Linked DNA regions of Homo sapiens: region 1 is linked to region 2. Evidence: chromatin contacts called from ENCODE Hi-C or POLR2A ChIA-PET data. All regions are on one chromosome and are shown on one strand. Each heading gives the region's core, a stretch centred on a gene start or an enhancer-like site at or near the end of the contact. The rest is flanking DNA. Distances are from core to core; before and after follow the strand shown. Region 1 holds the start of LIPE (lipase E, hormone sensitive type). Region 2 holds the start of ERICH4 (glutamate rich 4).

Region 1 (3,340 bases), core at 585-3,084, 980 kb before region 2:
AACCCTGTCTCTACTAAAATACAAAAATTAGCCAGCCATGGTGGCAGGCACCTGTAATCCCAGCTACTTGGGAGGCTGAGGCAGGAGAATCACTTGAACCCGGGAGGCAGAGGTTGCAGTGAGTTGAGATCCTGCCACTGCACTCCAGCCTGGGCAATAGAGCAAGACTCCGTCTCCAAAAAAAAAAGAAATGTTAAAAATGGTTTTAACACTAGCCTCTCCCCTTTATTTGCACCCTAGGACACCAAAGGCACCACAGAAAGCCAAACAAGCATTCCAGAGCCTGCCAGCAATTTCTCAAACAATGTCAGCTAAGAAGCTTTGCTCTGCCTTTGTAGGAGCTCTGAGCGCCCACTCTTCCAATTAAACATTCTCAGCCAAGAAGACAGTGAGCACACCTACCAGACACTCTTCTTCTCCCACCTCACTCTCCCACTGTACCCACCCCTAAATCATTCCAGTGCTCTCAAAAAGCATGTTTTTCAAGATCATTTTGTTTGTTGCTCTCTCTAGTGTCTTCTTCTCTCGTCAGTCTTAGCCTGTGCCCTCCCCTTACCCAGGCTTAGGCTTAATTACCTGAAAGATTCCAGGAAACTGTAGCTTCCTAGCTAGTGTCATTTAACCTTAAATGCAATCAGGAAAGTAGCAAACAGAAGTCAATAAATATTTTTAAATGTCACAGATCAAAATTGTTTCCTTCAAATGGGGTCTGCCAATTCACAACCAGATGACCCATTTTACCCTATTCACTGCAGACTGAATCCAGATTCTACACATACTTATCCCCACCAAGACCCTCACTCTGTCTCCATTGGCCTACTTGTTCATCTTTCACTCATTCGACAAATCTTTCTGAGGTAAGAGCGAGGTGGGACAAAAAAAAAAAAGCATACCAATGAACCAGACACGGTCTTATTAAAGATAATATAGGTTTAAAAAAAAAACTTGGCACAGTTTCTTAGCACTTAGGCAGCCTTTGGTATTTATGACTACTATCATCACCATTACCACCATCATTATCAGTCATTGTCATCAGTGGTCACTGTCTTCTGTGAGTTTCCAATCTAGTACAGGATCATAGTTCAGGGCTAGAGAGATGGCATGGAGTATCTCAAATGCCATTCAGAAGGGCCTCAAGCTATAAAAGTGGGAAGGCATGACATTAGTTTTTAACATGAGAGTTAAATGATCAGAATGACAATATAAGGAAATTAAACTAGCAACCTGGCTGGGCGTGGTGGCTCACACCTGTAAACCCAGCACTTTGGGAGGCCCGGGGGCGGGGGGTGGGGGTGGATCACTTAAGGTCAGGAGTTTGAGACCAGCCTGGCCAACATGGCAAAACCCCATCTCTACTAAAAATATAAAAATTAGCCGGGCGTGGCAGTGCACGCCTGTAGTCCCAGCTACTTGGGAGGCTGAGGCAGGAGAGTCGCTTGAACCCAGGAGGTGGAGGCTTCAGTGAGCCAAAATGGTACCACTGCACTCCAGCCTGGGCAACAGAGAAAGACTTGTCTCAATAAGTAAATAAATAAATAATCTGGCAACCATTTGTAGGAATGAACAAAGAGGGAAATAATTATTACAACAACTACAGAGACTGCCCCCTGAATGACGCTTTCCTCAGACATTAGAAGGAAAGAGAAAAAAGGAACACTCATCCAGCATCTGGCTTCTGTCATCCCAGATGACACGGAGGCCTAAATTGGGATGCTTGCCTTATGAGAAGAAACATTTTAACGGAGTGGTGGGTGGGGTGGGGCCCTATTTATGACACAAGAGAGCAAGCCCCTCCCTTCTTGTAAGAGAGTGCTAGGCACATAGCCTCCTCCTATTCCTAATCCTCCCACCAAAGAAAGAGGCACAGAGTTCATTACTTAGTGGGGGCCAGCTGTGATCGGCCAACTGCCAGCTGCCTTAAAAAGGAAGACCAGTGATGCTAGGATGGAGTGAAACCCAAGAGGAAGTGCCATCATGAGGAATCAATGAGAGATCTGTGAAGAGAGAGGGCTGGGTGGGAGCCCAGAAGGATAGAACCTGGAAGATCAATATCTCCCGTGAGGGAAATAACAATGGAGCCAGGTTCTAAGTCAGTGTCTAGGTCAGACTGGCAACCTGAACCACACCAGAGGCCTATAACCCCGCTAGAGCCTGGGCCAGAAAAGACACCCATAGCCCAGCCAGAATCGAAGACTCTGCAGGGATCCAATACCCAACAGAAGCCTGCTTCAAACCAAAGACCCCTCACCCAGCAGGAGACCCCTGCACAACATGATGCTGAATCCCAGAAGGAACCTAGAGCCCAACAAAAATCTGCTTCACAAGAGGAATTTCTTGCCCCACAGAAGCCCGCACCACAGCAATCACCTTACATCCAAAGGGTGCTGCTCACTCAACAGGAAGCTGCCTCCCAGCAGGGACCTGGGCTAGGAAAAGAATCTATAACTCAACAGGAGCCAGCATTGAGACAAAGACATGTAGCCCAGCCAGGGCCTGGGCCAGGAGAGCCACCTCCAGCTCAACAAGAAGCTGAATCAACACCTGCGGCCCAGGCTAAACCTGGAGCCAAAAGGGAGCCATCTGCCCCGACTGAATCTACGTCCCAAGAGACACCTGAACAGTCAGACAAGCAAACAACGCCAGTCCAGGGAGCCAAATCCAAGCAGGGATCTTTGACAGAGCTGGGATTTCTAACAAAACTTCAGGAACTATCCATACAGCGATCAGCCCTAGAGTGGAAGGCACTTTCTGAGTGGGTCACAGATTCTGAGTCAGAATCAGATGTGGGATCATCTTCAGACACAGATTCTCCAGCCACGATGGGTGGAATGGTGGCCCAGGGAGTGAAGCTAGGCTTCAAAGGAAAATCTGGTTATAAAGTGATGTCAGGATACAGTGGGACGTCGCCACATGAGAAAACCAGTGCTCGGAATCACAGACACTACCAGGATACAGGTGAGTGTGAATCTGGAGGAATTGAAGCCTCTCAGGGACAGTCATTCATTTACTTAAAAAATACTAAAAACTTACGGTGTATCAGGTTAGCTCTGGTCATCCTTCAACAATCCTGAGATAAAGATCAACATCCCCATTATTAAAAAAAAAAAAAAAAAAAAAAAAGGCTGGGCGCAGTGGCTCACACCTGTAATCCCAGCACTTTGGGAGGCCGAGGCAGATGGATTGCTTGAGGCCAGGAGTTCAAGACCAGCCTAGCCAAGATGGTGAAACACCGTCTCTACTAAAAATACAAAAATTAGCCAGGCGTGGTGGCAGGTGCCTGTAATCCCAGCTACTCGGGAGGCTGAGGCAGAGAAACACTTGAACCCGGGAGGCAAAGGTT
Region 2 (3,295 bases), core at 788-3,287:
AACATTTCACTTCTCTGAAAAGACTCTCACTTCCAACAGAAAGTGCTTTGTAACACAACAATGAGGCTGGGCGAGGTGGCTCATGCCTGTAATCCCAGCACTTTGGGAAGCTGAGGCGAGTGGATCACGAGGTCAGAAGTTCGAGACCAGCCTGACCAATATGGTGAAACCCCGTCTCTACTAAAAATACAAAAATTAGTTCCGTGTGGTGGCGTGAGCCTGTAATCCCAGCTACTCAGGAGGCTGAGGCAGGAGAATGGCTTGAACCCAGGAGATGGAGGTTGCAATGAGCCGAGATCACGCCACTGCACTCCAGCCTGGGCAACAGAGTGAGACTCCGTCTCAAAAAAAAAAAAAAAAGAATGAGAACATATGGACACAGGGAGGGGAACAATACACACAAACAAAATTTAGAAACAGGTGAAAATAATTTTAGTAATATTTTTACTAATACTGATATGCTCAAAATATTATTATTTCAATAAGTAATCTAAAAATTATTGAGATGTCTTATGTTCTTTTCATCATACTAAGCCTTTAATATTTGGTGTGTATTTTACACTCACAGCACATCTCAATTTGCAGTCCCCATGTTTCAAGCACTAAATAACCATGTGTGTCCGGTGGCTACCATACTGGACAGCGTTGATCTGAAATCGCATCTGTATGCATCACCAGCATATTTGCAGAGATCCCCATCTCAGCAGCACACCTGAGGCTCATCTGCGAAAGCACCTGCAACTTCTCTACAACCTCCCACATCACCTCCAAACACATCCTCATGTCATCTGCAAACACACCCATAGCTCACAGGCCAATGCCTAAATATCATTGCAGGCACCTTCAGAGAAAGCACTTACTAAAGGGGTATACTTGATTCCACATCTGCTTTGACCTGCAAATCTCCCTTCTCCTTTACATACATTTGCATCTCATTTGTATGTCAATCTAAATCCACTGGCAGAGCCTCAGATCATCATCTCAAAGTCAGGTGGATGTGGGGCTGGGCAGGCCTCCAGGTGTTCCTCCTCCTGCTTCCTCTGGGGCTCTTGATCCTCCTCCTCTTCCTTGCTGCTCTCCTCCTCCTCCTCCAATATGGTGACCAGTTCCTCCCGCAGCGCCCCCATCTCCAGCCCCAGGCTGCACAGCTGTCCCAGCAGCTGGACATCCACTCGGCGCAGGTTCCCCTGCCAGTAGGAAGGGGACGTCACAGGGATGCCACCCCAGAGAGCAAGGGGTCTCTCCAGGACCTGGGTGAGAGCAGGTCCCAACTCATGTCCTGGCCACAGCGCCTGGGCAGGGTCCTCACTGTGCCCATGGACCCTAACTGCCTTCCTGCTTCTCAGAGTGTCTCTTGATCTCTAACTCTTCTCTTTGTCTCTCCATTTCATTGTCCCTGACTTCTCTCTCTCTGTCTCCTCCCTCTCTTATCTATATCTGTCCCTGTTTCCCTTTGTCTCTGTCCCCATTTATTTTTTGTCTTTCCATGCCCCTGTCTCTCTGTCTTTATGTGTTGCCATTTCTCTGCCCCTGCCTTTGGCTCTCTTTCTCTCGCTTGCCCTCTCTCTGCCCTCCCCAACTTTCTCAAATTCAGTCTGTCTCTCCATCTCTGTTCCTGCTCTCCGTCTCTGCTTCCCACCTCTGTCCCTCTCTTTTGGGATCTCCCTGTCCCCACCTCTGTTCCCGTCCCTCACTCTATGTCTGTCTCTCGGTGTCTGTACATGCCTCTCATGTCTCTGCTTCTATCTCTCAGATTCTGTTTTTCGATCTCTGGCCTTCTCTATTTTTGTTCATTTCCATTCATTCTCATTTCCTCTCTTTCTCTTTCCCTTCCAAACCCCTCACTCACCAGCTCCTCCCTGATCCACAGCAGACTATCGCAGGCACCTCCAGTGTCTGCCCCTGCAGTCCTGAGGGTCTGACCAGGGATTTCCACTGGGGAGACCTCCCTCAGGGCCTGGGGGGGTGGGCCCAGCCCCGGAGGCACCAGTCCAGCCTGATTCAGCTGCCTCCACAGTTCCATCGTCTCTGAGCTATGGCTGCAAGGAGCAGGAAGTAGCAAGGTCCAGGGTGGCCTGGTCCCCTGGGGAGCTGTGTGCGTGGTGGAGAGTAAAGGGCAGAGGGAGTGGGATGGGGGTTCCTGGGAAAGGTATCCCAAAGTCCACTCTTCAGAGAGAATCAGCTGGCCTTGTGCTTTTCTTTTTCCTTCTGAAGTCTAACCTCAACTCTGCTCACAGGGTTCAAACATAGCCTCTTGCAGAGGTCTAACTCCACCCTTCCCTGCCTGTCTCAGGCCTGACCCCTCAGGGGCGCTCAGTGTCTGTAGATGCCTGGCACCCTCTGTCCTTCCACCTGCCCCCCACCACCACTTCTCCAGCCTCTCCTCAGCCTCCATTTGACCTCTGGCTTGCCCATAGCTTGGTCCTTGCTTGTCCTCTTGGCACGGGTCATCCTAGGGCTTTCCCACCAGTGTGCCTTTGGGGGCAGGAATGGCTCCCAGGGGCACCAAGACAGCAATCCCTTAGCTGGAGTGCCTGTGTCCAGGCTGCTGGCCTAGGGCCAAGCAGCCAATTCTGCTGACCCTGGACTTGCCTATGGGTATATTATCCCTGTTGAGGGTGAGGGCTTCTGCTGTGGAAAAGTCTGGGAAGCACTGCAGGCCTCTCTCGGCCTTGGACCCTTCCTTCAGACCCAAGGTGCATATATATACATATATATAATGGTAGATCACGAGGTCAGGAGATCAAGACCATCCTGGCCACATGGTGAAACCCCGTCTCTAGTAAAACACAAAAAATTAGCCGGGCATGCTGCCGCGTGCCTGTAGTCCCAGCTACTCGGGAGGCTGAGGCAGGAGAATGGTGTGAACCCAGGAGGTGGAGGTTGCAGTAAGCCAAGATCACGCCACTGCATTCCAGCCTGGCGACAGAGCAAGACTCCATCTTAAAATAAACAAATGAACAATATATATATATATGTATTTTGTTTTTTGAGACAGAGTCTCGCTCTGTCATCCAGGCTGGACTGCAGTGGTGCAATCTTGGCTCACTGCAACCTCCGCCTCCCGGGTTCAAGCGATTCCCCTGCCTCAGCCTCCTGAACAGCTGGGGTTACAGGTGCACGCCACCACACCTGGCGAATTTTTGTATGTTTAGTGGAGACGGGGTTTCACCATGTTAGCCAGGCTGGTCTCAAACCCCTGACCTCAGGTGATCTGCCCACCTCGGCCTCCCAAAGTGCTGGGATTACAGGCGTGAGCCAACGCGCCCAGCCCCAAGTCCCTTTTACCATAGAA

The links. Hi-C counts contacts between places; a loop is a spot of excess contacts on that map. ChIA-PET counts read pairs that join two places held with the same protein, here RNA polymerase II (POLR2A). Pooled maps may share reads with other maps.
Region 1: a map with no recorded cell type shows a loop between it and region 2 (6-fold over the local background). The contact joins the promoter of LIPE here to the promoter of ERICH4 in region 2. A Hi-C loop is called at or near these places in 1 of 37 single-sample maps with no recorded cell type and 2 of 50 pooled maps. POLR2A ChIA-PET finds 5 or more read pairs at or near these places in 1 of 52 experiments (H1).

The regions. Positions count from the first base shown.
Region 1 is chr19:42,425,882-42,429,221 of GRCh38, reverse strand. LIPE (lipase E, hormone sensitive type) reads left to right here and starts at 1,834. Exons shown (of 10, transcript NM_005357.4): 1 at 1,834-2,955. The coding sequence starts at 2,073. CXCL17 (C-X-C motif chemokine ligand 17) reads left to right here. Exons shown (of 4, transcript NM_198477.3): 4 at 241-944. The coding sequence ends at 338. The region is part of intron 1 of LIPE-AS1 (LIPE antisense RNA 1); the gene reads right to left.
Region 2 is chr19:41,441,898-41,445,192 of GRCh38, reverse strand. ERICH4 (glutamate rich 4) reads right to left here and starts at 2,037. Exons shown (of 2, transcript NM_001130514.3): 1 at 1,850-2,037; 2 at 428-1,187. The coding sequence starts at 2,023. The coding sequence ends at 969.